3 separate regions of the Homo sapiens genome follow, and regions 2 and 3 are each linked to region 1. Evidence: chromatin loops called from intact Hi-C (ENCODE). Cell type or tissue: CD14-positive monocyte. All regions are shown on one strand. Each heading gives the region's core, and the rest is flanking DNA. Links, peaks and the distances in the headings are about the cores only. Region 1 has its middle 5.4 kb from the start of MAP2K3. Region 2 has its middle 38 kb from the start of MAP2K3. Region 3 has its middle 6.8 kb from the start of DHRS7B.

Region 1 (5,829 bases), core at 1-5,000:
TGGAAAGGAACAGCAGAGGCAATGGGTTGGAGATGTAAAAAGGGCCACACATGAGGACCAGGTGAGGGCCAGACTGGGATGCACAGCTGCACCACTGGAGCTCAAGAAGTACCATCAAGAACCATCAGAGACAAAGGTCTCTTGCTGGCTTGCTATAGTGACATCTCTTGATTTCTTTCTGTCTGTAAGTGGCACAGTCAGATTGGGGAACTCCATGACCATGCAGAAAGCAGAATAAATGTTTGACATGGGTCACAAGAGGCTGCCTCTTACCTTGATTCCTAGGAGAAAAGTCCCAAACCTGCTCTCTGTGGATGCAGGAAACTGAGTCTCTGGATGGGAAGGATTGTGGCCAAAGTCAGGATGCAAGCATGATCTGAGGTGGGCAGGACCTGGGGTGACAGAAGGCTGTAAAGAGAGGCTGACTCAATAGCATTAACTATAAGTTTTGTGCTTCCAAATCACTTTTTGGTTTTTAAGAATTTCTTGATACTATTGTAGCCTGCCTTCGATTTTGATCCTTTATTCTTTCTATTTGTCAGGTGCACAAGATTACCTTCCTTTTTTAGCCTTCTGTCTTGTCACCAACCATTCCTACTTGGTGGCCATGTACTTGGAAAAAGGCCGCATGATCTTTCTGGCTCCAATCAATGTCTAAGGCACCCTGCTTCCTTTGCTTGCATCCCACAGACTATTTCCCTCATCCTATTTACTACAGCAAATCTCTCCTTAGTCGATGAGATTGTGTTTATCTCCCTTTAAAACCCTACCTATCCTGAATGGTCTGTCATTGTCTGCCTTTAAAATCCTTCCTCTTTCTTCTTCCTCTATTCTTTAAATAATGATGGGGCTAAGTTATACCCAAAGCATCACTTTACAAAATATTTCCTCGGTACTTTGCAGAAAACACCAAACAAAAATGCCATTTTAAAAGAGGTGTATTTTTTCTTTTAAAATGTAAGCTCCTCAAGGGCAGGGAAATGTTTTCTGTATGTTCTATTGTGCCTAGTACACTGTAAATGCTCAATAAATACTGATGATGGGGGAAAAAAAAGAGAGAGGCTGACCCAAACCCAGGATGTGGGCAGCTCCTTCATTCATTCAACAGATATTCATTGAGCACTTACTGTGTGACTGGCACTGAGAACACAACATTGAACAAGATGGACACAACTCCCTGGGGAGGTATGACCTGGTGTGTGAGCCAGACAAGCAAAATGCCTAAGTCAAATTATGTCAGGCCAGGCATGGTGGCTCACACTTATAGTCCCAGCAGTTTGGGAGGCCGAGGCAGGTGGATCGTTTGAGCCCAGCAGTTTGAGACCAGCCTGGGCAACATGGCAAAACCTCGTCTCTACAAAAAAAAAAAAAAAAAAAAGTTGGCTGGGTATGGTGGCATGCTGCTCAGGAGGCTGAGGTGGGAGGATCACTTGAACCCAGGAGGTCAAGGCTGCAGTGAGCCAAGGTTATACCACTGCACTCCAGCCTGGCGGGCAACAAGACCCTGTCTCAAAAAACAAAAAATTATTACAAATGCTATGGGGGAAAGTAGGGGAGGGGACAGGGTGTGTGTCTGGACATGGGGGCTATAATTTTAAGGAGGGAGGTCAGGAAAAGCCTCCCTGGAAGGTGCCACATAAACAGAGACCAAAGGACTTAACGGAAGGACCCACAAAGAGATCCGGGGGAAAAGCATTCCAGGCAGAGGGAACAGTTGTGCAAGGGCCCTGAGGTGGATGGCTTGTAGGCGAGTAACAAGGAGACCGATGTGGCTGGGTGGTGGGAGCTGAGGAGTCCCTGTTCTCACCTATATACACCCCCTTGGACGTACTCACTCCCACGTGCCCCTTCACACCTGTGCAAGTCCACACACCCCAAATACACATGCACACACACATGACACAAGGGGGTGCACAAGTGTGTACGTTCATGTGGAGGGACCACATGGTCACGTCCACAGACACAACCCACAGGCACAGCGGTGCACATGGTCTATGCATAGCCTTGCCACCAGCTGGGGCCTCCACTGCTTGCTGCCCCACAGCGCCCTCTGGTGACCAGGGCCCGGCAGTGCTCTAGAGTGCCCAGGAGCACAGGATCCACTGCCCTCACTGCTTTGACGGCCATCCAGCCTCCTCTTCTCTGTGCTGCCTGCCCCCAGGCCTTCCACACTGCAGCCAGAGCCTTCCCAAACACGGCTGGCCAAGTTCTAAGTCCTGCCCTGGCTCCCTAGGCGGGCAACTTCCAACACTCCAACCCCTGGTGACTTCTCCAGACATCCCCCAGTCCAGCCACTCTGAATTCAAGCTTTCCTCTTTGAACCTTTCTTTGCAAAGGCTGTTCCCTTAGCCAGGAATGCCCTTCCCTACCTTCCGACCTGACACATTCCCTCCGCTCCTTCGAGGCCCAATTCTGAAGGTGGGACAGGAGGCCCTGCCTGACACTGCTCTGCCCAGTGCCCCTGCCCCAGCCCCTCTCACCATGGCTCACCCGCCCTGTCAGTGGCTGCGCCCCTGTCTGCCTCTCCCATACGACTCCTGCTGCTTGAAAGCAGGGCCTGTGACTGGTTCTCCCCAGAACAGCATCAGGCCATGCTGGTGATGGTGGAAAAGTGAAAACTTGAGAAGCTTGGAGGCAGCAATATGTGGTTCCTGAGCATCTTTTACTCAGGGGCCGGTTCTGAAGTCGAAATATAGAGAAGGAAACCTCAACGGAGGCTCACCTGCTTTCTTTAAATCATCATCACTCTCAAATATCAAAAGATGAATTCACACAAGTGACTGGCTCCACTAGCAAAACAGCAAGTCCTATTTTTACAGCTCCTACTATGTGCTAGTCCCTCCAAGCACAGCATCTTATGGACTCACTGTGATGCAAGCTGCACGGGGGCAATGCCTTTGCTTTGGTCACTGCAGTGTCTCCGGCACACAGTAGGTGCTCAGTGAATACTTGCGGAGTGGAGGAAAGTTTTCAATGTCCCAACGAGGTGTCTAGTATTATCATCATCTCCACTAAAGAGATGAGAAAATCGAGGCTCAGAGAGGTGCCCAGAAGCATCCAATACCGCTGGTAATGGCAGAGCTATTGTTTGAAATCTGTTCTGTCAGATGGAGATAGTTTTCCCTGCCTTTTCCTGCCCACACTTCCACTAAAGTGTTTTGCAACACCCTGCTTCCGAGCAAAACAAACTCCCCTTGAGCTCCCTTCACTGCTTTCTGGAAAGCCACCAGCTCTGCTTCTAACAGAGCAGTTGAGTCTGGCCTGCCCGGTTCCCTGCAGGGTTGCACGAACAACCCTGTGGCTGTCCCCAACACCAGTCCAGGGGTCCAAGGAGCCTCAGCATGGTGTCTCCCTGCCCAGGGTTCTCAAACTTAGCACTTCCTGCCCAGCAGGCAGGAGGCAGTCAAGGGGACAACACTTACTGGCACCTGTTGCATGCCAGGCCTCGTGACTTGACACACATCCCAGGGAAGTGGGTGTGGTTAGACTTTCATCTTACAGATGAAGAAACAGAAGCCCAAGGCTTCAAGCGCTTGCCCAGGTTCCACCACCAGGAAGGATGACACCAGATTTTTAACCCAGACCATCACTGTAACAGCCTACTGTGTGTCAGCCTTTTTAGTTCAATCCTGTGCTTCATTATCTAGATGCCAAGACCACAGGGCTGTTCTTATTGCCCCATGATGGGTGAGAAGTACTGCAGACACAGAGATGAAGCAACTTGCCCGTGAGATCACACAACCAGGGAGAAGAGAGGCAAAAGCGTCCCAATGGGGCTGACTCCACAACACGGGTGCATCCAGCATATCTGCCTTCAAAGTGCTGTTTTCTAATCTAGGCCAGGAAGTAGCCAAGTAACCGTGAACCAATGAGTTGTCTCAGCCAGGCCTTGGAGGTCACCCTGTCCGTTCCCATCAATGCTTCTGTCCCTTTTCGGCCATCCAAGCCTGGGCTTATGTCCCTCCCACGATGAGTGTCTCACCCTTTCATGGCAGGGTCTTTCGTTCCCAGTAAGCTTGGACCATTATCAGCTTTTTTTTTTTTTTTTTTTTTTTTTTTGAGACGGAGTCTCACTCTGTCACCTAGGCTGGAGTGCAGTGGCGCAATCTCAGCTCACTGCAACCTCCGCCTCCTGGGTTTAAGCGATCCTCCTGCCTCAGCCTCCTGAGTAGCTGGGATTACAGGCGCACACCACCACACCCGGCTAATTTTTGTGTTTTTAGTAGAGACACGGTTTCACCATGTTGGTCAGGCTGGTCTCGAACTCCTGACCTCGTGAGCTGCCCACCTTGGCCTCCCAAAGTGCTGGGATTATAGGCGTGAGCCACCGCGCCTGGCTACCACTATCAGCATTTTCTTAAGCAATCCTGAAGTTGTGTCACGCTCAAACCCATCCATTCGTTCCATATGCTTCCTGAGCATCTGGTTTTGCCTGACATTATGGGAGGCACTGAGGATACAGTGAAAACCAAGACAGAAAGGTCCCTGCCTTCATGGGGCAGTGAAGACCTCCTGCCTTTATGGGGCAAGCCTTCTAGAGGAGCTTGAGAAATAAGGCAAATTCAGCATGGATGAACATAAATCTATAAAATAATTTCGAAAAGCCGTAAGGGCTATGAACCAAAGTAGAGCTGAGTGATGTAGCAGAGAAGCACTGGGTAGTCAGGGAGACCTTCCTGGAGGAGGTGTCTTCTCTGCTCAGGCCTGGGTGACAAGAAAGAGCCATGTGAAACTGGGGATAAGGGCTGGCTTAAAATAGGCTGTGGCACATAGTAGATGCTCAGAGTGAGAGGGACTTCTAGCTAACATGGAACTAACAGGGATATTTTTCTCTTTTCCCTCTCCAAACCCCACTAAGATGACAATATAAGGAAAAATGTTTAAGTCGCAAACTTATAAAGAAAGTCAATGACAAAGAAAGTCAATGGCAAGGACAAAAAGTCTACAGAACTTTTCCTTTGGAGACAGGGTCTCTCTCTGGCACCCAGGCTGGATTGCAGTGGCGTAATCTTTGCTCACTGCAGCCTCAACCTCCTGGACTCAAGTGATCCTCCCGCTTCAAGCTCCAGAGTAGCTGGGCCCACAGGCGTGCGCCACCACACCCCACTAATTTTAAATTCTTCTGTAGAGACAGGGTCTTGCCACGTTGCCCAGGCTGGTCTTGAATTCCTGGACTCAAGCGATCTTCCTGATTCAGCCTCCCAAAGTGCTGGGATTACAGAAGCGAGCCACCGCATCCAGCCTACAGAATTTTCGAAGCTGGAAAATTAATAGTAATCACCTAGGCAGAGTGGAGGAAGCTGCAACCAAATTCTGCATGTCGAGGGAACCATTCAAGGCCAGAGGCCCCCCAGATACATAGCCTGGGAGTCACAAGGTCCCTCTGGAAGTGGGGGGGCAGGTGGGGACAGAAACAAGATGAGTTCAGAGCTTGTAAAAACAGCACTTGTGCCTTCCAGCTTCCCAGAACCGAAGGTCATGTCTCCAGATTTGAAAGGATCCACTGAGTGTCCAGCTTGATGCAAGAAGAAAACAGGCTATTATGAATTCCCAGGAAAACAAACAACACAAAATGGAAAATGTTGTCACAATGTACTGCACAGCTCAGCTGGGAACAATATTTACATAACCATAATACTGTAAACACCAAATACTGATGCATCCCAAAACTGATGAAATGAGTCTTGGAGCTCACAGGAGGTGAAGCACAGGGTTCATACCTAAGAGAACCAAATCCTCACTGAGTGTCCATGGTAGAGAGCCGGCGGATACTGCCTAAAATAGCAAATAAATAAAAGAATCGCAGTGTAGCATGAGACTGAGAAATAA
Region 2 (5,879 bases), core at 303-5,302, 43 kb before region 1:
AAGAGCCAGCTTGAAAGATGGGACAATTTGAACTTCAATAAGGGCAATTAATGCAGTCAATTAAAACACAGAAAATGTCTTTGAATTCACAAGTTTGTACTTATTTTTTTATCCCTACTTGATCATCGTTGGAAGAACAATTTAATTTAGAAAACTGTTAGAGGAACCAGATCAAGCATATATCACTTTATAAACTGTACCACCAGGTAGCCAAATAGCAGAAGTTTTGTTGAGGGTCAGTTTCTCTCTATAGAAACATTTCAGCGAATACATGAAGGAATGACAGAATATCACCGTTATGCAACCACTAATTTGTTTTAAATTTATTTGCAACCACTAATAAATTAATGAGTCCAGGCACTGAGCATCAGCAGCTGCTAATACCACAAAGAGAAGACAGAACACTGCCTCCCAACAGAAGAGCAGAGAACTCTGCACCAAGTGTTCTTGCCAAAAAAAAAAAAAAAAAAGTCCAACCTGATCTGGTCAAGTCACTAGACCAGCTACCGATTTACCGGAAATACAGACTACGGGAAACTCTACAATCTAACAACCCAGTTTCTTCAACAAATAAATTATGAGGAAGAAAACAGGGAGGGGCAACCACTAAATGAAAGACACCAAGGCAATCCATCAGCCAGTGGAGACGCGGGGTCTTATTCAGATACCAAATCAAACCATTCTTTTGTTAATTCTATTATTCATGAGACATTTGGAAATCTGAACAGAGACTGAATGGTTGCTGATATTAAGGGATGGTTGTTACTTGTGCAAATACTAAAGACTGTTATTGTCATTTTTTAAGATCCTAATCATCCAGAGCTATGCTCTGAAATATTTGTGAATTAAATTATACTGTGTCTGGGATGAATGGAATGAATGTTTAGATAATTTGGGAGGGGAAGTAGCTGAGGGTAGAGATGAGACAGGACTGTGTGTGGGCATCACTGCTGCAGCTGGTGCTGGCTTCCTGAAGGTTCCTTATGTGACTCTCTGTTTCTGTGTATGTCTTAACTTTTCATAATAAAAGGCTCGTGTATGTAAATTTTCACACAATAAAAAATTTATATTTAGAAAAAAGGCTAGAAGGAATAAATCAACATGCTAGCAGACGGGATTATAGGTAAAATTACTTTTTAAATTGCTTAGTATCTTCAATAGTACTTTAAAAATCTGGGAAAGAGATGAAACCAAACTATCCCACCCTTCCCCGAGGAAGGTTTTGCCTGTGCTCTGCAGGTGGTCGGGTACATTGGCACCACTGGACCAGGCAGACATTTGGCTGTATCAACCACGGCCCTTACAGGCAAATGCACTTCCCCTACCCGACTTCTCTTCTGGGAATCATGCCCGAGGAAATCATCTCAAATCTGAAATGCCAGCAAAGCTGCCTGCGCAAGGTGTCCACGTCGGGGCTATTTACTGGAGTGGAAGCTGGAGTCAGAGGCTGCGTCCAGGGCAAGGAGTGTCTCGGGGAAGCCACGGAAAACGGTAACCACGGGGCAGAAGGCCGCAGACTATGCTGGGGCGCCAGGGATGCGCATCTGCACATCTGACACATTCGTTTTGCAAACACGTGTGGGAAATGGACGGAAGCCAGTTATCAGCCTCCCGGGACACCCCGCTAATATTTAAAATGGAAACGCCCCAACCCCTCCTGGGGGAACCTGGCTTTCTCAAACTGCCCTGGAAGTTCCCAGGAGGCCTAGGGTCCCTCACCCCACTGCTGCCATGTTCCGTGTCGTTACACTCGCGACCTAGCTTTGTCGTTTTCTACTTGTCCCTGCCCGCCTGGAGGGCTCCGTTTACACCCGCTCCTTTTCCCCACCTCCGACGCCCCTCCCAGGCTGCTGCCTGTGTCCACTTTCCCTGAAGATGGAAGAAGGTCGGATTTCCCTAGGAGGGTCCTCATAGGACCTGCCTGGCCACTCCTTGCCCCAGGACGCCCTGGGCCGGGCACCTCCAGAAACATCTTCCCGCATCCCCGGCAAGAGCTCCCTTTCCACAGACACAGAATCCTCTGCATATTTTCTTACACGAAGACCATTCTTTCTAAAAGAATCTTGTCCCCGCTTTAAAGTTTGTGCTCCCTCCCTGCAGAGGGAATGACAGTCCCCACCTCTATTCCCCTCCCGCAGCCGTGGACCCCACTGTCCCGGGAGCGACTGGCTCCCTTATGAAGACTACATTTCCCAACGTCCTTTGCGGCCACGGCTGGCCATGTGACCCAATACTGCCAATGGGGTGCGAGCGGCGCGAGGAAGTGGATGAACCCACACCCGGCAGGGCAGAAAAGGGATAGAACTCAGTCCGCCGTCGCCACCGTGAACCACTGACTGCTACAGGAGCGAATAATCGTCTACCTTGTTTAAACCATCATTAACTTGGGTTTTGGTGTTTGTTTGTTTGTTTGTGTGTTTTTCGAGACGGAGTCTTGCTGGGTCGCCCAGGCTGGAGTGCAGTGGCGCGATCTGGGCTCACTGCAACCTCCGCCTCCGGGTTCAAGCAGTTCTCCCTGCCTCAGCCTCCCGAGTAGCTGGGATTACAGGCGCCGGCCACCACGCTTGGCTAATTTTTGCATTTTTTAGTAGAGACGGGGTTTCGTCATGTTGGCCAGGCTGGTCTCGAACTCCTGACCTCAAGTGATCCGCTCACCTCAGCCTCCCAAAGTGCTGGGATTACAGGCATGAAACACTGCGCCCGGCCGGTTTTGTTTTTTAATAAGTAACCGAGCCTGCATTCTAACCAATAAACTCATTCTATTAAAACACGCCTGTGGTGCCCAGGGCCAGCAGGTTGTCTCATGTCAGGTTCTCCCAGAAGCCGAGCCTGAGAGCAGGATTCAGGTGCAAATGTTTCCCTAGGGAGTTTCTTCCAGCTGAAACCAGCGAGGGAGCCAGGGAAAAAGAAGGAGAAGACAAGCAAGGGTTTCTTCAATTTCCATCCCTGCCGTGGCCTGAGCCCAAGGGAGCTCTGCAGCACAAATTATGCCTCTGAGTTTGTCCTGCCTTAAGGCAAGGGGCTAGGCTTTTCTGCTGCATACTTCCCTGAAGCAGGTTTGAGATGCAAGGGTTAGCAGCACAGCACAGAGCAGGCGGGGAGCTGGCTTGTCCCAGTAAGGAGGTCTGTAGGCTCTGGTCAAGGCACCAACATTACTCTATGCCCAGGAGTCCCGGACTCTTCGCAGCAGCTTTCCAGGCCCTCAGTGATTTCCACAACGTCAACCTCCCCCACCCACCTCGGCCCACCTCCTCACACCTTGGCCTAACAAGATGAATGAGTGACAGCCCCACAAACACTTCCCCAGGACCTTCAACCAGGAGTGCAATACCCCCACCCCAGCAGCCTTCGTCCCCAGGACCTCCAACCAGGCACACTAACGCCCAGGCCTTCATCCTCTGCCTCCCGGAGATTTCTGGCAGACACCACAAGACCTGGGATAGGACTGCTTAGCAAAGCATGCTGGCATTTGCCCAGAGAGGGTGTCAGGTCCCCGCCACGGGACTGAGAACGTGGAGAATCAGAGAGGGGCAGTGACTTGCCCAGGGCCACACAGCTAACAGGAGGGAGGAGCTGAGATGGTGAGGAGAGGAGAAAGCAGTGCCACAGAGAAGTCTAAAGGTGCGAGAGAAGCTGGGGGAAGTAGACCTCAGACTGTGGGGAACCACCAGCGCTGGTGTGGAGGGCGTGGTCCAGTGGGTCAGCAAGGATCCCTGTAACATCAGGCGTCATTTGCCGAGCACTTCGTCATCAGGTCCTGTTCTCCCCACCATGATTCTCAGAGGCGCTGTCTCCTTGGGTTCTCCCAGTACACTCTCAGACACTGAGAAGCTTTGGACTCAAGTAAATCCTAGGAAATACCCATAGGGAAGTGGAGAAGTGAGACAGGGAAGAGCCAACCAAGGCCATGTCATCAACAGAGCTACCGCTGGGTGCAACTGGAGCTCCATCCCTTGGAGATGGCGCAGGATATACACTTCCAAGTCTCCTCTCTCGGCTGGATGGATGCTCCTGAGGAACACCAGCCTCAGCTGGCTGGCTTTGCACTCACGCAAGCAACCTTGACCCCTCCGCTCCACTTCACAGCAACCAAACCGTGAGGGACGTGGTGACTCGCTGAAAGTCATCCACAGACAGAAGGGACCAAGTGGGCCCCAGGAGGGGGTCTGGGTACCTGGCCAGGCTCTGCCCTAGCTCCAATCAGGGCTCCAGGACTCCAAGACGGCAGGTCTGTGCCCACTTACAAGCACAGCCTGTGAAATCTCAGAGTCCCAGGACAGATGCCTCCAGCCTCCTAGCCCAAGGTTTAAGGGCAAGCCCAGCTCTGCCATGGATGTGCATCCTGAGGGACCCCACGGGGACAGATTGTAGTTGAAGGCAACTATAGGAAGCAGAATAAACTTGGGTTTGGCCCAAGAGGAGGCAGTGGAGGCAGGGACCAGGGGGACAGCATTATTCATGGAGTACCTACTGTGTGCCAGCCTGTTCCATGCTGCAGGGTTCTGTTGAAACCACCTGCAATCCTGCCAGATCCTGCCCCAATTTGCAGATGAGGAAACTGAGTCTCTGAGAGGTGCAGTGACATCTTCAAGGTCATACAACCTGGGGTGAAAGTGTCAAATTCAAGGTTGTCTGACCCAAGGGCTGGGGACAGTGGGGGCTGAAGAGGCACGGAGTAGGGCTCTGAGGGCAAACAGGTGTGATCTTGCGCTGCTGTTGTTCTTAATGCAATCAGATGACATCTCTCCCCGGCTCACAGCCCTCCAGTGACTTTTGCCCTGAATATGAAGTTCAGCCTCTCTGCCATGGCCTGCAGGGCCCGTGCCATCTGTCCTTCAACCCCTTGGTCTCTTGGGTGGCAGAAAATCCCTGCCTGCCCCAGGGGCTTTTAAATTCAAATGTAAAAAAATTAATTAATTAAATGTAATCATTTAATGGTAATTAAGCTTAACTAGTTTAAATGACTTTGCTAATTAACTTAGAGTTCACTGCTTCTCCTTAGGGAGTGATCATGGGGTGATGCTGGAAGAATGGGGGGAGCACAGCTTTCCGCGAAGGTGGGTGCCTCCTCCCTGCCTGACACCCTGGCTGAGCAGGTCCAGGTCTGTCTGAGCCCTGGTACAGCTCTGGTTCTAGAACACAACGTGGCACATAGAAGGTGCTCAGATAACACGTGCCATGGGCCAAACCCTGTGGAGAACAACCCAGATAAGGCCCTGCTGTCAAGTTCATGCTGTGCCTCCTTTTCCTTGGATGTTGTGGGAATAGGGAGCCATGGAGGGTTTGGGAGGCAGACAAGGAAAGAATTTCCTAGGCTAGTTCACAGAGCAACTCCCCCATCCCCAACCAGAGCTTGCAGCTGCTGCTGCCTCGCCAGGCCTCCCCAACTCAAGTCCCCAATAAGGCTGGCCCAGAACAGGAATAGAGCAGCCCACGGCTTCTGCGAGGACAGAGGGGGTGGCTGCAGCTAAACCTGGCTTGGCAGGTGGCTCACTGGGGCTGGGCAGAGCCTCAGCTGGGGGTAGGGACTAGGGGCAGGACGCCTGGGTTTCTGGGCTTCCCTGGCTCTGCCTCACTCTCTGGTGGCCTCAGGAGGGGTCAGAGCCTCGCTGAGCCTCTGTAACCTCCAGGAGAAGCCGGCTGCCCTGGGCGTGAAGATACACAAGCTCTGATAAACATAGTACAGCCAGTGTATATATAGACCCTCCCACCTGGTTTCCAAAAGGATTTGCAACAGCTTTCACAAGAGGCAAAGAAATGAGCATTGAGAGTGAGCCAGGGTTTACACATGGGCCCCTCACGTCACAGGCCTGGGGAACTAGAACAGGGAAAAGAAGATGGAACCCAGATCCCTCCAGGAATCGCGTCTGTATGGGAGT
Region 3 (5,879 bases), core at 534-5,533, 160 kb after region 1:
GAGGCCAACTGGAGAGCCTGAACTCCCACTTGTGCCAAACAACCTCCCTCCACGTGTCAACAAAGGCCAAGTGGAAAACCTGGACTTCCACCCCTACTTGGCAATAATGAAGAGGCATCCCCTTCCCCTGCCAAAGTGGGTCAGGAAGCCTGCTAAAACACAAGATTTAAATGAGATCCAGAGTCTTATGACACCCCAAAGTCCAGGTTTCCACCAAAAAGCACTCATTATACCAAGAAATGGGAAAATCTAAACTTCAATGAGAAAACACAATCAACAGCTGGGCGTGGTGGCTCGCGCCTGTAATCCCAGCACTTTGGGAGGCCAAGGTGGGTGGATCACCTGAGGTCAGGAGTTCAAGACCAGCCTGACCAACATGGTGAAACCCCGTCTCTGTTAAAAATACAAAAATTAGCCGGGCATGGTGGCACATGCCTATAATCCCAGCTACTCGGAGGCTAAGGCAGGAGAATCACTTGAAACCGGGAGGCAGAGGTTGTGGTGAGCCGAGATCACGCCATTGCACTCCAGCTGGGGCAACAAGAGCAAAACTTCATCTCAAAAAAAAAAAAAGAAAGAAAAGAAAAGAAAACACAATGAACAGATGCCAACACAGCCGAACAAGGGGGCACACACCTGTAACTGCAGCACTTCGGGAGGCCAAGATGGAAGGATCCCTTAAACCCAGGAGTTCAAAACCAGCCTCGGCAACATAGTGAGACCCCCATCTCTACGAATAAATTTTTTAAAAAAATTAGTGGGGCTTGGTGACATGTGCCTGTAGTCCCAGCTACCTGGGAGGCTGAGGTGGGAGGATCACTTGAGCACAGGAGTTTGAGGCTGCAGTGAGCTATGATTGCACCACTGCACTCCAGCCTGGGTGACAAAGTGAGACCCTGTCTCAAAAAAATTTTTTTTTAAAAAAAGAAAAATCAATTGTATTTCCATATACTAGCAACAAACATGAAAACCAAAAATTTAAATGCAGTACAATTTATAATCACTCAAAAAATCAAAATACTTAGGTGTAAGTTTAACAAAACATGTACAGGAGTTATAAGCTAAAAGCTACAAAAGATTGTTGTAAGAAATCAAAGATCAGCTGGGCACAGTGGCTCATGCCTACAATCCTAGTACTTTGGGAGGCCGAGGCAGACAGATGGCTTGAGTCCAGGAGTTCAACACAGCCTGGGCAAGACCCCATCTCTACAAAAAAAAAAATACAAAAAATTAACTGGGCATGGTAGCCTGTAGTCCCAGCTACTTGGGAGGCTGACGTGGGAGGATCACTTGAGTCTGGGAGGCAAAGGTTGTAGTGAGCCAAAATCACACCACTGCACTCTAGCCTGGGCGACAGAGTGAGACCCTGTCTCAAAAAAGAAAGGAAATTAAAGATCTAAAGAAAGAGACATTTCAAGCTCATGGACTGAAGACTCAACGTAGTAATGATGTCAATACTCCTTTAATTGATATACAGGTTTAACAAAATTCCTATCAAAATGCCAGCAAAATTTTTTGAAGATGTAGAAAAGATTTTTTTTTTTAATGTATGTGGAAAGGCAAAGGAACTAGAATAAATAGAATAAATAGCTAAAACAATTTTGGAAAACAATAATAAAATGGAACTACCTGATTTCAATTTTTATTATTATTTTTTTGAGACAGGGTCTTACTTTGCTGTCCAGGCTGGAGTGCAGTGGTGCAAACACAGCTCATTGCAGCATCAACCTCCCAGGCTCAGGTGACCCTCCCACTTCAGCCTCCCAGGTAGCTGGGACTACAGGTGCATGTCACCCCGCATGGCTAACTTTTTCTGTATGTTTTGTAGAGACAGGGTCTTGCTATGTTGACCAGGCTGGTCTCGAACTCCTGGGCTCAAGCAATCCTCCCACTGTGGGCTCCCAAAGTTCTGGGATTACAGACGAGAGCAACCGCACCCAGCTTCAAATCTAATTACATAGCTCAAGATTGTTTGGTATTATCGAAGGATGAATACATAGGTCAATGGGAAAAAATAGAGGACCCAGAAATAGCCCCACACAAGTATGTCCATCTGATTTTTTAAGAAAGATTCAAAACAATTCAATGAGATGATAGGCTTTTTCAATAAATGGTGCTGGAGCAATTGAATGTTAATAGGCAAAAATTTAAAAATAAAAATAAAGAAACTTGACCTAAACCTCACACCATTTATGAAAATTAACTCAAAATGAATAATAGATTTAAACATAAAGCATAAAAATTTTAGAAGATAGTACAGGAGAAAATGTGGGGGAACCCTAGTTCTCCACCTAGTTGGTAGAGATTTCTTCAAAATGACACTGAAAGTATGATTCATAAAAGAAAAAAATTCATAAAGTGGACTTGATCAAAATTAAAAATGTTTTGCTCTGCAAAAGACTGTTAATGGAATCAAAAGGCAAACTACACACTGGAAGAATATATATGCAAACTATATATCTGAAAAAGGACTCATATCTAGAATATACAAAGAATTCTCAGCCAGGCACTGAGTGGCTCACACTTGTAATGCTAACACTTTGGGAGGCCAAGGTGGGAGAATTGCTTGAGCCCAGGAGTTTGAGACCAGCCTGGGCAACATAGTGAGATCCTGTTTCTATTTTTTTAAATTAAAAAAAACCTCTCAAAACTCAACGTGAAAAAATTGAGCAATTCAATTTAAAAAATGGACAAAGACATGAACATGAAGAAACACTTCATTGAAGAGAATATACAACCGGCAAATAAGCACATAGAAAGATGATCAACATTACTAGCCATTAGGGAAATACAAATCAAGACCATGGGGAGGTATCACTACACACCTAATAGAACAGCTAGACAGATGTTGAATTTCTTAACACCCCAAAACCTTAGCCTCTCATCCTTAAGATAGTAAAGAAATTGTGAAGCCAAAGATGATAACACTTGTAAAGTGCCACAGAAGATAGTACTCAATAAATTGCAGCCGTTTTTATTGCTGTTGGTGGTGGAATTGTTGCAAAAATACTGGGATGCATAACTATATTTTTCCTCTGATGAAGCCAGAAAAAACTGTCTCAGTAATAACTAAGTTTAGTATAGCTCTAGGAAGAATTTCCTTTAGCGACAGGAACTCTAACAAGTCCCTCCCCCGCCCCCCCCCCGTCCCTCCCGCTGCTGGGAATTTTAAAATAAAATCTGTTTCCTGCTGACCTGTCCTTTGAATGATGCTGCTTGGAGGCTGCGGAAACGTCTCCACCAAATTTCTTTTTCTGAGGTACCTGATGAGCTGCACGGAAACAGCGCCACCTTCCTGAAGCACGCGGAATGGAATCAATAGTTTGTAGTCCCGTGTTTGCGAGTATCACGCCATCTCCTCCTCCGGGAGGTGTAAGGTGAACATTAATGGTGTACTGAAGCTATCAAATTATTAGAACAACCGAGAAGCGATAAGAGAAGAAAAACAATGCATTTTTAAGAACATTGTTGGTTTAAGACTAGGGTGCATGAAGCTGACACAGAGACAAAATGTTCTGTTATTTGCGGTTTCTGGAAAATGTCAGCTTCCTGGCAGGAAAGAAAGTTTCACTGCAACTCCCTGAAACTTAAAAGCTAGTGTTGGTGGCTGCCTCACAGAAATTGTGACTCTCAGAGATAAGAAAGCCCAGACCGGGCGTGGTGGCTCAGCCTGTAATCCCAACACTTTGGGAAGCCGAGGCAGGCGACAGGCGGATCGCTTGAGCCCAGGAGTTCAAGACCAGCCTGAGCAACATGGTGAAACCCCGTCTCTACTAAAACTACGAAAATTAGCCAGGCGTGGTGGCACGTGCCTGTGGTCCCAGCAACTCGGGAAACTAAGGTAGGAGAATCGTTCCAAGCAGGGAGGCAGAGGTTGCAGTGAGTCGAGATCACGCCACTGCACTCCAGCCTGGGTGACAGGGCAAGGCCCTGTCTCAGAAAAAGAAGAGAAAGAAAAAAAAAAGGAAAGAAAAGAAAAAGAAATAAGAAAGCCATATTTCTTCTCTTAGAGAAAGGATTTATAATTTTTATTTATTTATTTTTTGAGACGGAATCATCATGCTCTGTCACCCAGGCTGGAGTGCAGTGGCGCAATCTCGGCTCACGGCAAGCTCCGCCTCCCGGGTTCAAGTGGTTTTTCTAACTCAGCCTCCCGAGTAGCTGGGATTACAGGGGCCCACCAACAGGCCTGTCTAATTGTTTTGTATTTTTAGTAGAGACGGGGTTTCACCATGTTGGCAAGGCTGGTTTCCAACTCCTGACCTCAAGCGATCCGCCTGCCTTGGCCTCCCAAAGAGCTAGGATTACAAGCAGGAGCCATTGCGCCCGGCCAGGATTTATCAAATTTTGTATAAAACTGTATTTTAGGGTCTTACGTCTATTCTACAAACAATATCTATACTGTATTTTCTTCAAATCCTTAATCAGATATTATATTGAAGAGGGACATCCAGAAAGGCTGAGTGCAGGGTAGGACACATATTTTAATAAAATTGATTTTTCCACAGGAAGCTGTTGGCACTTGGGAGCTAGACCATTGCTGTCCCATGTGGTGGCTACTAGGTACATGTGGCTGTTTATGTTTAAATTCAGTAAAGTTTAAAATTCAGTTCTTCAGTCCCACTAGCCACATTTCAGGTGTTCAACACAGTGACCAATACAGCAAATGTCCAATGTTCGTTACAGATGTAGAGCATTTCCACCATGCATATGGGTCGCAGAGAAGCCACATTTACCTTAAAAAAACAGCCCTTCTGCACTCAATTATTTCTACTAAATAGTTCTACTCCTGTTGAAGACATCTCTGTGTCAGACTATGAGCTGATGTCAAATGGGAAAAAACCTCAGACACTGGCATTGAACCTGGAGAGTCTGGCTCCAGAGCACCCTTGCAAACAGTTACACTGTCTGGATTTCCCAGACAGGAGTGGGGTTAGTGGGTGCAGCTCTGCAGTACAATGACATGGCTGGCTCGGTTCTAGTCCAGGGAGGAAATTCTCTGACAGTGGAGTCCCATGAACCCGCCTCCCCACTGACACACACACATACACACACACACACACACACACACACACACACACACACACACACACATCTTCCCTCAGAGATTGTGCAGAATGTGTAGGAGACCTCCCTCCTAAGGAACCAGGTCTTCCTCTGTTGCCCAGGCTGGGGTGCAGTGGCATGATCTCAGCTCACTGCAACTTCTGCCTCCTGAGTTCAAGATTCAAGTGATTCTCCTGCCTCAGCCTCCTGAGTAGCTGGGATTACAGGCATATGCCACCATGCTCTGCTAATTTTTCTATGTTTACTAGAGATGGGGTTTCACCATGTTGGCTGGGCTGGTCTCGAACTCCTTACCTCAGGTAATCCACCCACCTTGGCATCCCAAATAAGAAACCAATTCTATTTCATGCTCACCAGGAGCTGTCTGGGTTTTGTTCGAATCAGCCTGTCAGTTTAACAGGTTACCACATCTTCATCCTGGCTTGATGAGAGACAGTTTTATTTGCTTTTCTCATGTATATTCAACTTCAGAGCTTCCACTTTTTGGTGAACACATTTAATAAATGAAAGGGGGGAAGAAAGAGCCAAAATGAGATTATGATAATTATGAAATATTTTTAAAGCAGTCAATTTAATAAAACGATTTTAACATGCAAATATAAGATGTCATGCATTTGTGATTTTTATAAGACAGTTTCACAATTCATGGAAAAATCTACTAATTGGTAGTGCCTCAGAAGCTGTGCAGTGATGCTGGAGGGAGTGCAAGTGACGTTTTTCTCATCACTGTCTTCTCTGACGCTGCGGCCTCATACAGCAGTAAGGTCCAAAGCCTAAACTCTAGGGCCTTTTTGAATACGAAGTGGGGACCA

What was found. Peaks named below come from ENCODE experiments on the same cell type or tissue, not always from the same donor. Only the 100,000 strongest peaks of a DNase experiment are listed, where the experiment ranks them.
Region 2: it touches region 1 in a loop (4-fold over the local background); 39 of 110 quality-filtered maps call a loop at or near these places.
Region 3: it touches region 1 in a loop (3-fold over the local background); 80 of 110 quality-filtered maps call a loop at or near these places.

The regions. Positions count from the first base shown.
Region 1 is chr17:21,276,400-21,282,228 of GRCh38, reverse strand. No RefSeq gene overlaps it. Among named protein-coding and RNA genes, the nearest start is that of MAP2K3, 5.4 kb to the left of the region's middle. RefSeq lists an enhancer at 2,143-2,222. In CD14-positive monocyte, for the core only: CTCF peaks have their summits at 1,847, 2,049 (motif pointing left) and 3,382; DNase peaks (open chromatin) are centred at 208, 2,028 and 3,528; H3K27ac peaks cover 2,427 bases.
Region 2 is chr17:21,319,500-21,325,378 of GRCh38, reverse strand. No RefSeq gene overlaps it. Among named protein-coding and RNA genes, the nearest start is that of MAP2K3, 38 kb to the right of the region's middle. RefSeq lists enhancers at 2,182-2,311, 2,352-2,461, 2,472-2,521, 1,975-2,648. In CD14-positive monocyte, for the core only: no CTCF peak of the experiment used is centred there; a DNase peak (open chromatin) is centred at 2,248; H3K4me3 peaks cover 1,087 bases.
Region 3 is chr17:21,117,237-21,123,115 of GRCh38, reverse strand. No RefSeq gene overlaps it. Among named protein-coding and RNA genes, the nearest start is that of DHRS7B, 6.8 kb to the left of the region's middle. In CD14-positive monocyte, for the core only: CTCF peaks have their summits at 3,091 and 3,341; a DNase peak (open chromatin) is centred at 3,285; H3K4me3 peaks cover 745 bases.